Regions from separate parts of the Homo sapiens genome. Here region 2 is linked to region 1. Evidence: chromatin loops called from intact Hi-C (ENCODE). Cell type or tissue: mammary epithelial cell. All regions are shown on one strand. Links, peaks and the distances in the headings refer to the core of each region. The heading gives the core; the rest is flanking DNA. Region 1 has its middle 220 kb from the start of LINC00460. Region 2 overlaps LOC105370346 (a long non-coding RNA gene).

Evidence for each region. Hi-C counts contacts between places; a loop is a spot of excess contacts. Peaks named below come from ENCODE experiments on the same cell type or tissue, not always from the same donor. Only the 100,000 strongest peaks of a DNase experiment are listed, where the experiment ranks them.
Region 2: a loop joins it to region 1, with 7 times the contacts of the local background. A loop is called at or near these places in 3 of 110 quality-filtered maps.

What each region holds. Positions count from the first base shown.
Region 1 is chr13:106,152,188-106,162,842 of GRCh38, forward strand. It overlaps the pseudogene RNA5SP38. Among named protein-coding and RNA genes, the nearest start is that of LINC00460, 220 kb to the right of the region's middle. In mammary epithelial cell, for the core only: no CTCF peak of the experiment used is centred there; DNase peaks (open chromatin) are centred at 3,424 and 4,494; H3K27ac peaks cover 5,074 bases.
Region 2 is chr13:106,467,291-106,477,945 of GRCh38, forward strand. It overlaps LOC105370346 (a long non-coding RNA gene), which reads right to left. Exons shown (of 2, transcript XR_002957491.2): 2 at 4,457-6,921. Among named protein-coding and RNA genes, the nearest start is that of EFNB2, 63 kb to the right of the region's middle. RefSeq lists enhancers at 4,483-5,682, 5,960-6,647 and a silencer at 4,851-5,145. In mammary epithelial cell, for the core only: no CTCF peak of the experiment used is centred there; DNase peaks (open chromatin) are centred at 4,951 and 5,541; H3K27ac peaks cover 2,841 bases.

The DNA of each region.
Region 1 (10,655 bases), core at 1,063-9,062:
AAAGGCTCAGAGGTAGTAGAGCCAGAGAGGAAGAAGGTTGCTCAGCCACTCCCTTTAGCAGTGTTTGCATTGGGCCACATAAAAGGTGTTCTCAGGGAACTAGCTGCTGTCTGGCCTGAGTAAACCTTCATCACCTGCAAATGGAGAGCAGTGAGTTAAATACTGTGTATGGTCGTTCGTGAATACATTTTTTCTAGATGCTGCCCTTATTATTTCAGGACCCTTAGTGCTTTTTGTTTAATGAGATGTTCTGTGGGTTTGAACCCTTGTAGTCTTTCATTTGTGTTTCCTTCTCCCTCCCTTAGTTTACTGAGCACCTTAAGGGATGAGTTTGTTTGTTTTTTTTGTAGAACTTATTTGACTTTACATACCTATAAGATTTCATTCTTTCAAGAAATATCTACTACGCATCTTTTGTATTCCTGCACTGTTCTAGGTGCCTGGGATACATCAGAATAAAACAGACAATGATCCCTGCACTGGAGAATCTTTCACGGGAAAGAAGGACTGAGATAAAGTCAACAACACTCACAAAATAATAAATGAGCTAATGATATACTAGACGGTTGTGAGGAAAAAAGAATGTAAGGCAAGGTAGTGGAGAATGTGAGGCTGAGGGGTGCAATTTAAAGAGGAATTTAGGAAAGTCTTCATGGTGAAAGACACTTTGAGCATAGACGATGAAAGGGAGGGAATTGGCCATAGGAATATTTCCAGGAAGAGGGAGTAGTCAATGCAAAAGGCATTGGGCAGGAACAGGTATCATTCTATCATTCTGAAAACTTCAGGTAAGACCATGTGGAAAAGTAGTGAGGAGTTGCAGGAAGTGAGACCAGGCACAGGCTGTGGAGAGTCGGATCCTGAAGTGTCCTGGGGAATCCTGTACCCACTGTGGCTTTTATTACCGTCTCCAAAGAAGAGCCATTGCAAGGGTTTGAACAGAGGCATGACATCATAACCCCACCTGTGTGTTGGAGGAATAATTTTGGCTGTGGGTTGCAATGAGATGGTAGGAACAAGAGCAGATCTCGGGAGGTGGCGAGGAGTCCCTTGTAGCAATCCAGGTGAAGCATTGTGGGGGCTCAGACTGGGGCAGGAGAAGGACAGGTGCTGAGAAGCGTTTCTGGAGAGCTGCGGAAGCAAAGCCAGCGGTGCCTCCTCATTGGTTGAATGCAGCATGCGAGGGAAAGAGAAGAAAGAGTCAAGGATGAATCTAATTTTTTGCCCGGAGCAACTGGAAGGTCAGAGTCAGCACTGACAAAGATGAGGGAGTCTGCAGGGGAGCACATTTTGGAAACAGAGCAGAAGTTGGATTTGCTAAGAATTCATTGTCTCTTAGACTTTTATGTAGAGATATCGGAGGCAGCTGAATATGAGTCTGTAATTCCAAAGTGAGTTCTGAGCTGGGGATATAAACTTGGGAGTCCTCTGCATATAAACAGCAAGCAGTGCCAAGAGATGGGCTGTGGCCACAGAGGGGATAAATGAAGACAGAAGAGAAGAGCATCCTGAGAACTGAGTTCTGAGTCTCTGACATTAAGAGTGACTTACTGTCATTGTTGCTGAACTGATCCACTGGGTAACTCAGGTAAAAAAAATTCAACAGTTCAAGTAATACATTAGATATGTATGTCATTGCCTTTTTGATATTACCATAAATGATATTACGTATTATTGAGAATATGTTTTGGCTCATGCTACACTGGCAAAAATCAAAACAACCATCTTTCAGCAATGACTGTATACAAAGTAGAAATCACACACATCTATTTCAAAAATACATATATATTTCAAAATAGTGCAGAAAACGCTACTGAGTTACTCCATCTCTAAACTATAGCCTAACACAACAAGAACAAAATACCTAGGTACAAAAACAAAGGCTGAGTCAGACAAGCACTAACCTGCTGAAAATGATTTGCATTTGATGAACTCCAAAAGCTGAAGACTAGGAAGAGATCAAAATTCTTGAAGAACTTTGTCTCACTATAAAAATAGATCATACAGGAATCCTAACCTTCATAGCATCAGAAAAAGAAATTATGTAAAACTATTTGCAGGAAACATTTTCCATGCTCAAATAAGTAAGGCCCGATAGCAATGTGACAACACACACAAACACAACCCACTGCCAAAATGTGAGTATTTCAACCCATTATAAAGAGGGGGCACAATTCCAGGGCAGCAGAGAGCACTGGCTGCCTGGAGCCCAGGCTCAGCTCACCCTCTCCTAGATCAACTTCCTTCTCCTCTGGAAAGAACACTGCCCTTTCCACTAATGCACACTGCAGGATGAAAGGGCGAAAGAGGAAGAGAAAAGCTTGAATGTGAGTTCTCTATGCACTTAGAGAAAATTGCATGGTACTTCAGCAGAAATCTTTGAGCAGTACTCAAAGATATAAAAGCAGTATGTCCTGCTAGAATCCTAAACCTTTCAAATGAAAGTTGCCTTACTTTTTTTTTTCTTTTCTTTCCTTTTTTTTTTTCTTTTAAAGTATAACCCTGCAATTTACTGGAGCTGAAGGCCCTTTTTTTTTTCTGACATGGCAGATTACTTTTTTTTTTTTTTTGTAGTGGGATCGAGTGTTGTTGTTAGTTAGAATAAAGGCCTAGACACAAATTCTCAGGCTCCGTTCCTAGTTCTGACCATAGTAATGGGGAAACATCATGTCTTGGAGCAAATAAATAAACGCACATAAATGCATCAGTTCCACTTAAACCCTGTAGGAATGCTGCTATCTCTTGGGAGATACCATAACGACAATGCATACAAGGCCAGTTGTGATTTCCAAAATTCAAAGAAATACAATAGAAGTTGTAAGGGAAATGCCCCGAATGGGAGAAACTGTGTTCACTCTGGGAGTAATTGCTTAAACAACATTTATTTAATCAGCTCCATGACCACTCATAAGCTACAGTATCCTTCAGAATAAATTCCAAAGCTCCATATTGTATTACTACTTTCACTTCAATTTTGGAAAAAGAGGTATACCAGTAGATTTTAAGATGCATCCTTATTCAAATGAAATACAATATTATCCAAAAAATTCCTTGAATCAGTTGCTAATTAACTTGTCTACTTGATAATTTACTTTTGAGTAACAACCGCATACTCCTCTCTGCTTATACTTTTTTACAAATACTATTTTATTGTGTAACTGGTGCACACGTATCATAACATATGCACCAACAAAACGAGTACTTGCTGGAATTTTTCCCATCCAAGTACTAACGAGGCCCGACCCTGCTTAGCTTGTGAGATCAGATGAGATTGGGCACGTTCAGGGTGGTTTGGTGGTAGACACATGTCGGGGTTTCTATTTCAATCAGAAGACAGAAAAATAAGACAGGGAGCATGGGAAATCACCTCCAAAATGGAAAAGGATTCTCCTAGGGTGTCTTACTCATTGTCAATTTCAGGAAATTCCCCAAGGGATATTCCTGAATGTTGAGTCCGTCTAGCTTAAAATGACTCAAGTCATGTAGCAGTTCTCCCAGAATTCTGTTTCATAGACTATTTCTCATGTTCACTGGAATCACAAGAACTGTTTTTTCTTTAAGATATGAATTAATATCAACCAAAATTTAAATTAACCTAATACATTTCTTCCACGGTCTAGCCTCCAACATAACTTTCAAGCATAACTAAGACATTACTTTATTGAATTCCTTAAAAATTGAAAAATTAACTGATGCTATTTTTAATAAATGTCAAGTCATAAATGCAGTCTACATTGCAGACATTGAAAACAATTTGATTTAAAAGGCACAAACTAGCTTTGGTCTTTCTGTTTAATCCCTTTAGTGTAAAAAATGTCCTGTTCCTGACTCATTTCTACACTATATTCAACAAATAGCTTGGAAAATAAATTTTAATGACTCCTTTTGTGCTTGTATATTTTTCTTTAATATCTTCTTATTCATTTTTGAACAAAGAGAAATTGACAGAGTCAAAGACATGACCTTTAATTTTAAAGGAATTTTCTTTTCTTACAAATCTGCTATCATCGTAATCCTAAAAGCACAAAAGAAAGCTAAATTATCTATCCTTTTTTCTTTGACCACAGCAACTTTTAAAATTTAACTTTGATCCAGATTAAATGATAGTTCAGCCAAAAATGTCAAGAGGAGCCTTCTGGAGTTGGGTCCTATGTGTGAGTAGGTGGTTCATGCTGTTTAAAAGGCAGGACTGAACTGCAGCGTGGGGTTGCTATGTAAGGCAGTAAATAATGATTATAAAATGCTTTGTAAACATTTTTAATGTGACACATCAATGCTCTATGATAAAAACTAAAATTCTCCAGTAAAGTATAAGGGGACCCTGTGCTGGCAGAGGCGCTGGCCTCTGGATGAGTAATAGCCACTATTAGTAAAACCTCATAGCTCCTTTGAGAGGGAGGGATTGTGCCATCTTGCTACACTTGTTACCTCCAAATATGGGAAAGTTATTCCTTATTTCCTTTTCAAAGCTTGACTACTGATTGAGAACAGCGGTGTAAATACTTGTTCTCTTACACCAGCCCAGTGAGTCACAGCCACAGAAATTACAGGAGTTAAGAAAGTGCATCATCTCCTTCCTTGGAGAACACGGAGGGATGGTGACTTGCAGTATGGTCTGGTTCTCAAGCTCACAGTGCACCTCTTTTCCTCAGGGCGTCTTCTTCTGTCTATTCATTGCTTATTAAGCTGATACTCACTTAATGTATTTTCTGGTCTCAGTGTAACCTATTCTGCTAGGCCTCACGAAATAACTACCTTTAACGCCATGTTGCCTTTCTGAATGAAAGCAGCCATCTATTCTCACAAACAGTACCCTTAGACCACAACATCTCACCTAAAAAATATTTCTGTATTTTTTTTATCAATAGTTTAGCATTTATCCCTATCAAAATTACCTCTCTTCAATTTTATACAACCAAAGTTTGGACTAATTTTTGCTTAATATTCTAGATTGTGCCCTATTGGTAAATTTTAAAAGCCATTGTTCCCATATCATTGCCTCTATTTACATAAAGCCTAATATAACTTGTCCCATGATATATTGTGTATTACAGTGATGATATCTGCCGTAAACTTTAAACAAATGGTCTATCCACCCATATCCCATGCTGTTTATACCACATGTGCCCTGTTTTGTTGCTTCATATTTTTTCATAGAATCAGTGAACCTACTACACTACTATATTTCTTATTCAAACTCTGTCGTTATTGGGGTCAGTCTGCAATTAATACTCTCATATAGGTCCTGGGAAAGGGAAGAGAGGAAAAAGTGGAGGATGAGGGTAGGTGTATGATTCTTTGGGAGGCACAATATTTTGATTTTCTGGGACATGTTTTCAATACATGCACACACCACATAGATTTTGATATGCTCCCCATTTTGACTCATTTGTCAATTTGGGCAATATGTATCTAGCGTCTCCTATAATCCAGGCTCTGTCCTCCTTACAAGTGGACGTCATTAGCAGAAACTGGAACTACTGAGAGATACAGGCCATAGGTAAAAACCAGCGGAAGGCCCCCTGAGGCCAAGCCCCATCAATGTCATTGATTTTTATTTCAGTGTTTCTCTGCCAATTGTTCAACCTTCCTGAAATTTATTTTCCTAAAGAGAAGAGAGCTTGGATAAGCCATGTAAAATCTCTGGCCTTTGTTTTTCTTAGCTATATAATCAAGCAGTTGACTTGTGAAAAAATATTCAAATATGGACCACATAGGGTTGTATTTGCCAAACGCTTTTTTTTTTTTTTTTTTTTACATCAGGCTAATCAGTCAGTCTACATCGCTATCTTTAACACAGAGTAGCTAAATTATCAATGTGCCTCAAAAAGCAGTGCCAAGGAGGCAGCAGTGGTGAAATAGAGCCCCCCGCATGTGGCAGAGTTGGGTCAGACCACCTCCCAGGGTCTCTGCACAGTCATAGTTCCACATACACTGAAATGTTCTAAACACCCACCTAGCCTCTCACCTTTTACTTGCACTGGAAACGGATGAGCTATATTTTGGTCAGCTCTGGAAAAATTAAAACAAGTAACATTGTTGAGTGCTGGGAAGGATTTAGGGAAACAGAAGCCCCCAGGCAAACTGGCAGGGATGTATTAGTCATAGCCACTCTGGACAGCAATTTGGCAATATTTAGGACAGTTGAAAATGCGCATGATCAATGATCAGGAAACACGAGGGAAACACTTGGAAAATGCACGAGATTATTTACCGTGATGTCCTCTGGAAGAGCCAAAATCATAAATGAACATTTCAGAAGGGACTATCCAGAAAACATGCGGATTGTGCACACCATGTCTCACTGCATGATGGTGAAAAAGACCAAACTAGGCCGTGGGGGGTGGCTCACGCCTGTAATCCCAGTACTTTGGAAGGCTGAGGCGGGCAGATCACAAGGTCAGGAGATTGAGACTATCCTGGCTAACACGGTGAAACCTCGTCTCTACTAAATATACAAAAAATTAGCCGGGCGTGGTGGTGGGCGCCTGTAGTCCCACCTATTCGGGAGTCTGAGGCAGGAGAATTGCTTAAACCTGGGAGGCGGGGCTTGCAGTGAGCCGAGATCACGCCACTGCATTCCAGCCTGGGCGACAGAGCGAGACTCCATCTCAAAAACAAAACAAAACAAAACGAAACAAAAAAAACCCACCAAACTAAAGGGCTGTGTGTTTTGTCTCATCCAATGATGGTAAGTGAAGAAGTCAAGTGTCAGGATGACCCATCACACGTGACATTGAAACACATTTAAGACGACAGTGCACACTGTTTATGGATATCAGTGCACAGGTAATATTGAAAAAATTCTCATCAAACTCAAATTGATTGTTGTTTTGTTCTCAAGAGGAAAAGAAGGAGAGGAATAATATTGTAATGGTGGTCAAAAGGAGCTTGGCTTTATCTACAAGGTTTACTTCCTTTCTCCTTTCTGCCCTTTTGTTAAAAGAATAAATGCATTTGTTTTCCTTTTTTGTGCCTCCTTTTTCTCATAGGAAAAGCACACACATATACCTTTCCCGTGTAGCTTTGAAAAAATATAAGCAGAAAAAAAAAGCAGCAAATATTACATAAGGTATTCAGTTTTAAATGTGGGTGGTGAGAATATAGCTGATTGTTACATTATTGTCATTTTTCCGTGTTTTTCACATTTCTCCAAATGAAAAAAAAATCTACTCTAAAAGAAAGCAACCAACGCTCTAGTCTGTGTCACATTCACACAAACACACACGCACCTACACACACAGCCCTCCACTGTTCATTAGCTGTGAGATTTGGATCACTTAACCTCTCGAGGCCCTGGGTGCCTCTCGGGTGTAATGAAGCCTCACCCAGCTGAAAGCCAAGGGCTGGACTAGACAGCCTCTTGGGAGGGTTTAGTTCTCAGCGCTATAATATTGGCTTTACCTGCCTCTCCAGAGACAGAAGTCAAAAAGCGCATGAACCTCCTCTACCTTCATTTGCCTTTTAGTTCTGGGACCTGTCACGGTGTGCATCAGAGAGCCTGGAAATGCAGCCCTGTTCCAAACCGGCTGTGTCGCTGCTGCAATGACCCCTAGCCAAGCTCTTCTTGTCGACCTGGGAGGGGCGCTGGAGCCAGGGCTGTGCGCATGAGGACTAAGAAGGAACCTTCTCCACCAGACAGGCGCAACAGCAGGCAGTTGGTGGACAGCGGGTAACAGTCAGGGACAAAGGGGAGGTAAAGTCAGCACTGGGGGCAGATGGAAACCAGGGAGAGGGAACAGTGAGAGCAAAGGAACAGCTGTGGGACCAGCACAGATCCAGACGTCAGGAAACGGGGACGTCAAGCCAGAAAAAACACAGCTCTCTAGGTTGACATTCCAGCAAGCATGTCATCTCTGGATGGGAACACGATGGTTATAATAAAAGGGAGCTTGACTAGTTAGTGTCTGAGCAAAAGAGATAAGAACCGTCCAAAATGCATAGACACTATTCTTACTGGCACTGATTCTTTCACAAGAGCAAACACCTGCATGTTTTGTGCATCTTGGTGTGATGATATTACCAACTGACCAGTAAATGAACCATTCATCTCCTCTGTCTGTACTCTTCTCATTTCGCTCCAGTACCATGCCTTAAATTTAGGAGAGCAAAATATCCCCTGCTGTAGCTGTGGTACCTAACGCCACGATTAATTCCAATTGAGAAAATTAGCTCCTTCAGATCTTATGAACAGCTCTACATTTTTTTTTCACCCATTCCACAGAGTAGGGGAAAAACATGGAATAATCACTTTCTGTTACATGTTTTTAAAATATCATCCTTTTATATAAATATGAAAATTTGCTATTTCATACTTTTAAAAAAGCTAGAACATCAATCTCTTCCCACCCCACCCAAATAGGTGTGTTGGTTGCAGTGGCAATTGAGTCAATATGAATTTCTAATCACCTAGAATAAATTATTAGACTAAGCAAGTATTCAAAGAACTGTTTCTTAGCCAGACTTATACCAACCTCTCTTTAGCAGCAATCTCTCTTACTGTATAATATGTAACAGTAAGAACTAGACAGGAGTTATTTCAACAAATCCCAGGTGATTGGCCTCAAGTGACTGTTACAAGTGAAATTTCACAACATGGAAGCTTTGCTCTGTGAATTGGCTTTTCTACACTGATTTAAAAATTCTTTTACCAGATGTAGGTTTTAACTACACTTAGATATACCATTTTCATATATATAATTTTTCCCTTAGTTCTCAAATTCCATCATAAAATGGGAAGAGTGATACAGACACTGTTTCTCTATGTGGAATTTAATATGTAAGATAGAGGGTTTTTTTTTCCTTCTGGAAAAATGTGAATTCACATTGTTCCAACAGTTGGAAAATTATTCCTCTCATGCCAAACCTATAACAGGGCAATAAAATGTGTAGCAGTTGGGTGGAGCTCCCCAGATTCCAGAAGTCTGCGAAATTTAGGGGCCCCCAAGTTTAAAAAATAAATGCCTGTTTATTTTGTTCTTAACACATTTCTAATTTGTTTTTGCAGATTGTTCTTTATTAACAAGAGAAAGCTATTTTTGTATTGTTGCCAAGAGACTTCAGAAACCAACAGCCTGATCAAAATAGTAACTTCCTGTAATGAGCAGTCTTGCTGGTTCAAAGATATTTAATTCTATAATTTTTTTTTTCTGAAAATGTAAGTGAAGGGCTTTTAGCATTAGTGACACGACTTGCCGCTGTGGAAACCTGCCCGAAATCAGCCTGGCCTACTTTCATTGCTATATCAGGCAAGTTAAGAACAATGCTTTTCTCTTTAAAACACTATAGCACTTTTGAATATACTGACAGATTTATGTATTAGTTCCAAATGCTATTTGCTTGAAGTTTCTTTAAAAATGATAGGCTAACAGAAACTGTAATACAAAAAAAAAAAAAAAAAAAAACCCTGACTTATTGACAGTATAACGTAATTTACAATCCATTCTAAAATAAAGTTTGAAATTTAAATTTTCCTTCATTTTTTCCCCTGAAACTTCACATACGTAAAATACAAAATAAGTTACCAGTGACACAAGCTATGCTATTATTAATTCTTTTCTCACAAGAAAATAAAATACATTTCTTGTGGTAAGTTTTCTGCACTAAGTATGCTAGCTCTTCTAATATATACCAAGTTACTTTGTGAGGTACAATCGTTTATCTATTGTAATTGTAAATTGTATTGCGGTGAAGTTCTAAAAATACTTAACATAGAATTTTCTCTTTAATATTCAGATAGACTAATTTTGTGTGTTGTTTTACTGTACGTTTCTCTAAGTTTATTTGAAATATGCTCTTTGGCTCTGTATCAGTTGAGAGGCAGTGCTATGAGGCAGGAGAAAAAGGCAAATTATAGTGTAGAGTACCTTTCAATGTCAAATGATAAGTTAAAAGCTAAGCAATTGGAAAGACATAGTTTGGGGCTGGTGCAATATCAATATGCAATGATACCAGAGAAGGGATTTTATAACCTTAGGAACGGCTCACCTGGAATTACTGAGGCATGGAAAATGTAACAAAGTGACACTTGTTTCTCCACGGACAATCCCTGCACCCTGCCGTCACTTTGGTATTGAAGCAAAAAGGAACATTCACCCAAAGTATTTTTAAAATTACAGAAAAGTACTGTCATTAGAGGTTGAAGAAATAATTGAATTTATTTTTTTGATCCAGGAATCCCTTTCATTCAGAGGGTCTTTCTTTTATGAAGTCAATGAAAATTAATCCTTGGAAATTCATACTCTTTTTTTTTCTTTTGCAAACTTATTATATGAAATCACAACTTTATAGTCCGGATTAGACTATGTCTTATCCAAATGTCTGTGAAGTCAGAGCTGATGAATACATCTTCTCACCTCATTTTCTCTAAGAAGGTATTCCGGTCCCAATTCAAAGGGCCGTAACAAAAAGTTCTAGCAAATTGTCGCTATTTTTGAGAGTAGTGAGTAGCTCCACTGAGACCCAGTCTTGGAACAGTGATTCTCACGGCACCTGAGAGCTTTGCTCCTGCTCCTGCACTCAGAAAAATGACACTGACCAGCAAATTATTACAATCTAAAGGCATCATGTTTGTTCAGTATCTGAAGACACTAAATAATATTTAAAAGGAAAAATTTTACCATAGGGCCACCTTTCTTTTTCCAAAAAGTTTAAAA
Region 2 (10,655 bases), core at 1,125-9,124, 320 kb after region 1:
GTTTATATGACCTAATTCTCAAATGAAAGAAGCATATCTGTGCATTTGAAGAAAAGGGAATTCTGCTATTAAACTCTACGAAAAAATAAAAGACTTACCGAGGAAATAATTTTTTACAACAATGAACTATTTCTCTGAGTATCAAAGATAAACAAAGCCGACTCTTCCCTCAAAGGAGAATCTTAAACCAGCAAGAACGGAACATTTTATGAAAGGAAAAGATGCATTCCGCCTTTCAGTTTAAAAGTACTCTCCAGTACTGTCAACATCGGCTTGGTTGGAATGTTCCCTTCATGGGAATGAACAGGAATCTTGACCCTTTCTGTTGTCTTTGACATGATCTAATTTCACTGAATGCTACTATAACTTGCTAGCTTTAATTACCACTTAGCACCTGAAAATTGATACTTTGAAGGCCACTAAGAAGAGCTTTCTAAGCGTCCTCTAAAGCGACACTATCTTTCTTGACAGGTCCATTGTGTGAAATAGACTCATCATTTCATTACTCCTGGACATCAAATTGCTGGGAGCCGAAGCTCATTCCCCTCTCAGCGTGCCCCGGCCTGACAGCTCCTTTACAATGTTTTTGAAATTCCATTATCTCCAGTAACCTCTCTGACCTGCCCTTTGCATGGATGGCATCTTCCCTCGGGGGTGGGGGGTGGTGGCTACCTTCAACCTTTCCCTTTTACAGGCTGCTGAAAGCTATTCTTTTAGAAGTCAAAGGAGAGTTGGAAGCCAACAAGTCATGTATGGAGAACTTCTTTTAACTTTCCCCTAAATTATCTAAGTAGACAAACCCAGCTGCCTCAGTAAATGATTCATTGAAAAGGCAGAGATTACAACCGAAGTGTTTTCCTTGACCCGGGAAGTGATCGGAATTGGATCGTAAGTGAAAATGCCAGATTTGCAGTGGCCTCAGGCACATGCCAACCTCCTGGCATTGCAGCAAATGCCAGGCCTCTCTTGCCAAAGTGAAGCTGGGGGTTTGCATGTCCCCGGTTCACCAATGTGGGCCACAGCCTTGGCTGATAAGATTGTCAGAAGCACCAGCCATTCCAAGGAGACGACTGAGAGCCTTGGGTGATGAGGGCGCCTTTCAATTAGCACTTTGCTCTGCCGAGCCAGCCGGCCAGTCTGCCAGCTGGCACAGAGCGGACCATCGGCAACCCCAGCCTGGGCAGCACAGCCAACTCTGTGAAAAAGAGACTGCAGTTAACACTGGCAAGTAACAAAAACAAATCAGAGAGGGGAACTGGGAGACAGGTGGTGTGGGGGGCCCTGGTGGGGCCAGCCATCCCTGAAACTCCTGCCTCCAAGGACAGGGGAATGTGGCAGGAGCATATGAGAAGTTCAGGAGTTCAGACCTGACCCTTCTATACGAGTTGGAAACTCACCATCCTGTGTCTCCATCTTAGATATGGTTGCCTCAATCTTTCCTGTAAATCTATGTCTGAAATAATCATGTTGACTTTTTTGTAGTTTGGGATACAAGACAAAATATATTTTAGACTAAAAAGTGTAGGTGAGTTGTTTTTTAAAAAAGAAAAAAACTCTAACAACTATTGACATGATTCTTAGCAATCTTCCTTTCATGTGTTGCCTGGGAGACACCACCGTGCACTTCGAAAGCTCCCTCTTTCTTTAGAAAACTGCCGCCTGTATGAATGGCACTTTTGCTGCTTTTTATTAACGTACAATGGAGGAGGCAGGTCATCGTCACAATTCCATAGAGAGAAACACCAGCTTCTTGCAGGTGTGTGGGCAAGATTCACAGGTGTTTCTGGAAATCTAATCTGGGCACAGGGATTTGTCCTCATCGGCACATGAAAGGTGTCGACGCCTTCCTTGAAATCTGCCTGCAAGGAACAGTTCAGCCCTTGCTTGGCACCAGCCATGGTGAGGGCAGGGCCACAACATGAGATTCCTTTGCTGTCGAGAAATCACCTTGATAGCAACTGCTACTGTTCATAACAGCATGGAAGCCGGCCCTGGCGTTGCGCACACAGAGCTGGTGAAAGCCTCCATTACCTCTCCCAGTGACTCCTGCAGACACACGGCACCCGGGGAGAGGGGAGGTGACGGGCTAATAATTGGGAGTGATAAGGAGCTGCTAGGGGGCAGGGCGAGGGCTTGTCCTGTGTCGACTCTGACAGCGATCAAAGCCAGGCCTTGGTTCCTCAGCTCTCCATTTTGCTAACAGTCTGAAGAATACAAAGCGAAAAGCAAAAGATGCCAAGAGCAGTGTTGCTTTTGAAGGTGAAGGCGCACTCTCCAGCCTGTTTCTCTTGGTAAGTGAAGACAGGAGCAGCAGAGTCTATGAACAAACAGGGATTTCTCTTCTGTTTTGGAAACCCTGAGCACGCCAAAAATAAATTTCGGTTTGTTGGTTGGTTTGACATCTAGTTTTGTTTTGATCACTTGAAGGGAAGAGCGGGGAGATCATAGCTGGGCCTTGGGAGAAACAGGGAAATTCCAAGGAGAAGGTTCCAGGGGGAAGAGGAAGTTCAATTTTGAAAAGTGTCTTTTATACCAGGCCTCCAGAATTACTAGGTGCTTTATTCGGGTCTAAATAAAATCTTATTGACTACAATAGCAGCAATAAAAAGAAACAGAAAATCCCCATGCTGTGTTACCCCCGTTAACACTACTTGTTTTTAGATGATTTAATCTCATAAGCATGAGAAAGCAAAAGCGCTGAAATGCAGGGGGCACCTATTTGGTTTATTCCTTACTCCGCTTTTTTGTTTTGTTTTGTTTTGTTTTTTGTTTGTTGTTTGTTTTGTTTTTTTGAGTCAAGATCTCACTCTCGCCCAGGCTGGAGTGCAGTAGCGCAATCTCGGCTCACTGCAACTTCCGCTTCCCAGGTTCGAGCAATTCTCTTACCTCGGCCTCCCAAATAGCTGGGACGACAGGCGCGTGCCACAATGCCTGGCTAAGTTTTGTGTTTTTAGTAGAGATAGGGTTTCACCATGTTGGCCAGGCTGGTCTCAAACTCCTGACCTCAGGTGATCCTCCCACCTTGGCCACCCAGAGAGTGGGGATGGTTTATTCCCTACACTTCATGCCCAACTTTTTCTTATTTGAAGAAACTCTGAAGCACTTTTTGCTTTGAATATATTAAAGCGAAAAAGAAAAGAAATAATTAGTGCATTATCCTTACCAGCATCCTGTTTCCTAATTCTAGAGAAAATATTTTTACTGAAAAATAAAACTTCTCTTCCAGTGATGCCAGTGCTGGCTGCAGTGTCTCCTCCATTTCGCCTTGTGCTCTGACCCCAAATGATTCACCTCTCCTGGGATTCACAGCCAAGCCAGCCCCGACAGGGTCTCCGATATTTAGTGAGGATCCTTTCCTGCTCTCTGTTCCTTCTTGACCTGTATCTCCTGTTTCCTAAGGCCTGTGCTCACCCTAACTGATGCCCCTGCTAGGGACAGTAAGGGAGAGTGTGGTTAGGTCCATTTGTGGAAACGCCCACACGAGTGTTTTAAGCAGATTAGGATCCCATTGGATTCCTCTTGCTCATTGAAGCCTGTGTATGTTGCATCTAAATAACACAAAATACAACAGCTGAGACATATTGAGTACTCAGCATGTGCCAAGCACCTCGGAGCATGGTCTCATGTGTGCCTCACGACAGCTCTGTGAGCGGTGCTCTTACCACTGAAGAGAAAACTGAGGCTCATGGAAGTAAAGGAACTTAGCTCTGGTCACAGAGGGGGCAGAGGGAAGAGCTAGGATGACAGCAGTCGGCCTGACTCCAAAGCCCCTTCTCTGAGCCAAAACAGTGCATCCAAGCCATTTTTAATATCACAGCTCTTTTTTTTTTTTTTTTTTTAGGTGGAGTCTTGCTCTGTCACCCAGGCTGGAGTGCAATGGTGCAGTGGCATGATCTCGGCTCACTGCAAACTCCGTCTCCCAGGTTCAAGCAATTCTCCTGCCTCAGCCTCCTGAGTAGCCAGGATTACAGGCGCCCACCACCACGCCCAGCTAATTTCTGTATTTTTAGTAGAGATGGAGTTTCACCAGGTTGACCAGGCTGGTCTTGAACTCCTGACCTCAAGTGATCCACCTTGGCCTCCCAAAGTGCTGGGATTACAGGCATGAGCCACCAGTCCCAGCCAGTATCACAGCTCTTAATTTGAAAAATGGAATGTTTGACTCCCGTAAGTCCATCAGCAACATCAATGAATGCTGCTTTCTAGTGGAACTCCCCCTGTAATCATCACACTATTCCACAAGACACAGGGAACTACGTTGTTCTTTCTATAAAGGTATAACATGAAATGCCCCTTGGTCACCAACAGAAAATGCGAGTGTCCCCACAACACCTTGCAGTTTTGGCAAATGCCTTAAAATGTCATTGCCGTTAGTACAATGTACTTCTGAATTATACTAGATCTTGTTACTTAAAGAGTTAATCAAGAGGCACACGTAGTACTAGATCACAATTACTTCAATATTTTGATAACTGTATTTCAAGATATTTGGTTTCCTTTGATAGCTGTTTCAATATAACTGGTTTCCTTGGTGCCCGATGTATTTATGTTATGGGTTTAAAAATATTATTCTTAGAAGGGGCCCACGGGCTTCATCAGACTGCTAAAGAGCTTCTTGGCACAAAGGTTGATTAAGAACTTCTTCTACACTGCCTCTGTTGCATGCAAAAATCATGCCTCCTCAACCATGAAGTGATTTTCTTTAAAATGGACATGTCACTTCTCCTTCACGGGGGAGAGTTGGTTTCACAGATGAGGCATACCCTTAATGCTGGGAGGGTGTGGCCGGCAGGATCTGCAGGGCCCAGCCGACTTTCTAATCGGTCTGGTTTCACCTAAGAGGGCAGCCCCACCCGGTCTCTGAGTCAGCTGTGCACAAAGCAGTCGGAACTGACAAGGTAAAGAACGCCTGACTCCTCTTTACAAACCCCAGGCTCCATTTAAACTGCAGATTCCGCGGGCATTTCTTCTTATCTAACTCCGCCCTGTGGGTTCCCAGGCGCTGACTCCCTCATCCTGCAGTTTCAATCCCTGCCTTGACTCATCCTCCTGGGCCTGCCTCTCCCCTCCAGAGTGCCTGTTCCTGCCTGCTCGGTGACTGAGCTGATCTCTCTAGGAATGACCTGTGTGCTGATCAAGCCGACACGTCTCTTTGCTTCCCGACGTCCTGATATGGCAGCAAAGGGTGGTAGAATGAAGTCATTCCTGCAAAAGAAGCTGTGAGAGGAAATACAGATGCAGTGGCTGAATATGAAAGTGCTTATGTTCCCAAAGGAAGAAAATGCTAAATCTCAATTAGAGGTTGGAAGAAATAATGACGCAGTCTTTTTACTTTTGTTCTTGCTTTTGTGTGTAGTTTTGCTTCTTTTTTTTTTTTTAATCTGTCTGGGTTTGCAAATCTCTGAATAATATCCACAAAGCCATCAGGGGTTCCAGGTTCCAAACCCTGCCATGTGTGATGGTAAAGGTGGCTCACATTTCCCAGGTCCTCCTAAGCTGTGGGTAGAACAGGCTCCTGTTTACACTCATGACTGGAATTTCCCTAGCCCGTCTACCTCCCTTTTAAGCACCTTTAAATTCCCCTTAATCAGTGTAAAAGTTCTCTAGGAAGGTCTTACGTGTGTTCAACAAATTCCTCTTGACTACAAGGAGGTGGTCACCATTTTCCTCCTCTGCTGCTCCAGCTAACTGGGTGTTATCCAGCTTCCGGTCCGTAAGGAGTGACCCAGTGTCCTCTGAAGTCCCCACCCTAGTGACATGCCTACCAAGGGCCATGGCACTGTGGCTGTGGCCTGAAGTCAGCCCCCAGCATGGAAAGCTGGGCTGAGCCGTGCTTTTTGAAGGGAGCTGGTGGGACACAGGCCCGGCTTGTGGCAGCACGCTGAAATGTTTTCTGAATTGAAGTCGTGTGCTCTCACCGCACAGCAGAGATGGCAGTGAGACTGCTCTTCAATGTGTACATTTCCTCCATTTCAGTACCTTGCTCAGGCCTCTGACGGCAGCATGTGAGGGCTGAGGGCCAGGCCAGAGCTGAGGGCGGAGTGGCCAGCAGTGTGTGTGCCCTCGTGCATCAGGTGTCCCTGCTGACCCTGGCATTTGGCATTGAGTCAGGCTGATAAGCCTTGTCTCTGTCTGGTTTTCCGACAATCCTTTCCCAGGAAACCTCTTGGGCAAGTTTGCATTCACAGCCTCAGGCACTGGGACACAGGTTTGGGGTGGGCTAACCCACCTGGTCCTCCAGCAGCCCTAGGCAGTCGTGAATCCTGCGGGGCTGCAGTTGAAGCGCAGGCCCAGACCCCGTCTCCCCATCAGGGCTGAGAGAAGCTGCGCCGTCCTGGAGTGAGTTTCCCACGCCCGCTGCTAGAAGTCCAGTTCAACAGAACAGAGCCGGCCAGAGCCTTTGGGAAGGTCTTCACGGCAGAAATGGAAATTGTAGTTTCTATAAATGTTTGCCAATATTCTTTTTATTGGCATATTGTACCCATAATAAATTATTTGGAACTGTTGTCAGTTGTAACTCAGTAATTATTATTAAGACAAACCCTATGGGGGCTGCTAATTTGCTCTTATGCATTGGCATTGCAATTTTTTTTCTTTTTTTTTTTTTTTTTTTGTTTTGAGACGGAGTCTCGGTCTTTTCTTCCAGGCTGGAGTGCAGTGGCATGATCTCGGCTCACTGCAACCTCCACCTCCCGGGGGCAAGCAATTCTCCTGCCTCAGCCTCCGGAGTAGCTGGGATTACAGGCACCTGCCACTGCACCTGGCTAATTTTTGTATTTTTAGTAGAGATGGGGTTTTACCATGTTGGCCAGACTGATCTCCAACTCGTGACCTCGGGAGATCTGCCTGCCTCGGCCTCCCAAAGTGCTGGGATTACGGTGGCTCACGCCTGGCCTGGAATTGCAATTTTGATGCGCTACCCTGAAAGGAGAAGTGAGAGGAAGCAAATGCTATCATCCTTGGTTATGACTTTTTTAAAATTAAATAATTGTTAAAAAAAAAAAAACTATCTTTACCATTCACTGAATCTGCTGTATGTAAATGCATCAACAATAACAAATGCAACAAAAGCAAACAATCTTATTTCAGACAGTGCTGTTTTAAGCACTTTACTTATATGCAACCATATAACCATCATGACAGCACGAGGAGATTGATACTGCTAGTTTCTCCATTCTGCAGATGAGGAAACTGAGGCACAGACTTAGAAACTTGAACTCATTCTGAGGCAAGATTTTAAGAACTATAACCCTGCGGATGCAAGAATGTCTTCTCGCTTGTGAACTGCGTCAATGGCTTTAACACCCATAGTACACTGAACTCCTTTTGAGGATCTTAAAATTCCACTGCCAGTGTTATTCATTCACACTATGGATTTTGACCTATTGGAAATTGAGGAAAGTAGTGAAATAAATGTAATGAGGCAGGTTGTTTTTAAAACTGGAAGGGAACAAAAATATATACAAAACATCAGATTACATCATGTATGATAATAGTAAATTTTTCATGAAGTTTTGCTTTAGTTGTGTGGTGTGTGTGTGTGGTGTGGTGTGTGTGTGGTGTGTGTGTGTGTGTGTGTGTGCACGTGGGTGCATGCTAGGTAACCGTGTAACCTAGCTGGGTTGCAGTCTAAAGGATTTGACAAACACTGTCCCCAGCCAGGCAGGGTTGTGAGAGTTTGGGCACTTGCTGAGTTAACTGACCCTCCCGGCGAACGTGTAACTGGTTCCTTATCCTTATCTGAGCTGAGGTATCATACCACTTGGCCTCTGCAGCACAATGCCAGCTGTGAGCTTCTTTCACAGTGAGAGGGAAAAAAAAGCATATTATCTTCATGGCATGAGTTAAGCACAGACCCCAGAAATGGAGCCCCCTCCCTCCTCGGCATGACTCACCTGTGATGCTAATCACAGAGGAGCTACAGCAAGCCTTCCTTGTCCTCCCTCCCTCCCTCCGATCGCCCCTCCTGAGGGGACCTGCACTGGTGTTTCTTCTAGGGTAGAGACTTTCACCAACCTGGCAACTTGTTAGAAGCTGGTGGATGTTATCCCAGGAGTGCCAGCCCAGTGGAGGCCCCACGTCACCCTCCCTGGGTTCTAATTATGGGGATCCTTGCCTACCTCCTCTGAGACGTGAAAACCACTTTGTGATTGACTAAGCCATCTTCATTCTTGTATTTTTCATGCTCCTGGCTTAGGAGCCGGCATAGTCACAGCTCATTGCATATTTGTTGAATTTGTGAGGTTTTGATTTTGATGTGTGCAAACATTTCGAGACATAATTTGAACGAATCATTAAAAAAGTAAAATTATTAGCTGAGCATGGTGGCATGTTCCTGTAATCCCAGCTACTCAGGAGGCTGAGGCAGGAGTATCCCTGAGCCCAGGAGTTTGAGGCCAGCCTGGGCAACATAGTGAGACCCCCATGTCTAAAACCAATGCATAAATAAATAAAAGTATTTAACAATTTCTTCAGAAAAACGTACAAAATGTAAGTACCTGGCACATAACATGTTTTGAGATGCGGTGCATGCATAGATCTATGCTAGGAAATATAAAGCGATCCTCAAGAAGACAGAACTCCTGGCCTGTTAAGCTGTGTTGTTTCAGCCTAATGTTGTCATCTGACCCTTGTACTCAGAAACTTCTCAGGCTGTCTGGACCCAGCAGCAGCACGGCCTGTCTCCAATCTTAAACCTTTGTGCGAATAGCTTCATGACTATGAGTCTTTGTTACCTGTTTATCATAAAATTTGGAAATCTGAATCACTGGCAGAAAATGTTCAAGGAAATTGCTGGCTGTTGTTTGGTTGAGAGATATGAAAGAGTTAGAGAGTTATACTCTTGGCCATGGTTCCACTTACTGTTTACCTTTCTCTCTAAGAATGCAATGCTGCCACAGGACAAACTTAAGAATGGAGTGACGTTTTTTTTGTTGCCATTTCACATAACCTCTCAAACTTTCTACATGTCCTTATTATTGCCTTCATCGTAACAGCTGCTTACGTTTAATTAGCCAACACATTACCGTGCTCTGAGAATGGGCTGTGCACTGTGAAAATCTTTCAGATTTACGGTCTCATCTGAATCCTAGGAGCCCTTGTGATGTATGTACTCCTCTCTCCATTTTACAGCGAGAACACTTAGGACTGCAAAGTTTATGAGATATGCTCAAGGTCACAAACCATTAAATTACGGGTCTGAAACGCAAATCAAGATGTTTAATTCCAAACCTTTCTTCTTATCCTCTGCTACCCTAGTTGACTGCCCAAGTCCTGGGGAGGCACCCGTCAGCCCAGGACACAGAAATAGCCTCGCCATTCTAGTTTGCATTCACAGCCTCAGGCACTGGGACTTCTGTGTTTTTGTACCACAATACAGCTAATGTTTTGTTGTTTTTGTTTGTTTGTTTGTTTTCTGAGATGGAGTCTCACTCTGTTGCCCAGGCTGGAATGCAGTGGTGTGATATTGGTTCACTACAACCTCCACCTTCCCAGGTTCAAGCAATTCTCCTGCCTCCGCCTCCTGAGTAGCTGGGATTACAAGTGCGCACAACTGTGCCGTCTAATTTTTTGTATTTTTAGTAGAGATGGGATTTCACCATGTTGGCCAGGCTGGTCTCAAACTCCTGGCCTCAAGTGATCTTCCTGCCTTGGCCTCCCAAAGTGCTGGGATTACAGGCATGAGCCACCATGCCCAGCCACAATACAGCTAATGTTTTAATCTGCCCAGATAACATAATCTCTTGATCCAGTGTTAAAGGAAAATGTTCCAAAAATGGATAGAATCTTGACTCTTGTACAGATACAACAATGAATACACAGTAAAGATTTTACTTAACTCATTAATGAGAAAATGGTAAGATGCAACAACCAGTTTCAAGAAGAATACAAAGGACAGACGCAATTTTGCATCAGGAATATAGAAACAAACGTGCAGATGAAGGAAACCAGCTTCTTCCCCGGCTGGGGTGGCAAGTCCATTGAATGTGTGCATCTACCAGGCAGAATTTATTTTTCATGTCTTCAGACAACATTTTGCATTGCTGTTGGTCATCTATAAATTATAGAGTCATAGAAGAGTTCAAAGGAATGGAAAGCTGGGAACCAGATAACCCAGAATGGTGTGCTCTCCACCAGGTGTCTGCAAATCTGGCCCCCACCTGTTTCTGTGAGTAAATTTTTATTGGAACACACCCATTTGTTTACTTATGGTCTACGGCTGCCTCCCGTCGCCACAACAGAACCAAGGAGTCACAGCCGAGGACCACATGGCACACACGCCTAATATCTTTACTATCTGGCCTTTTCAGGTGAAGTTTGCCAACTCCTGCTTTATATAATGAATGGCTTTCCACTGAAGCACACAGTTTTCCTTATACCACCTGAAACACATGGCTTTGTATGTTATGCAAAGCAGGTGGCAAGGATTCTAAGAATTTCTTTAAGAGCAATAATTGATTAAGGGAGATATTTAGTGTGTTTTGTTTTGCTGGGGCTGACATAATGAAGTGTCATCAACTGCATGGTTGAAACAACGGAAAAGTATTTTCTCACAGTACATGAGGCTAGAAGTCCAAGATCAAGGTGTCAGCAGGGTTCATCCGAAGACTGTGAGGGAAGAAGCTATTCCAGGCCTCTCTCCTTGGCCTGGAGAC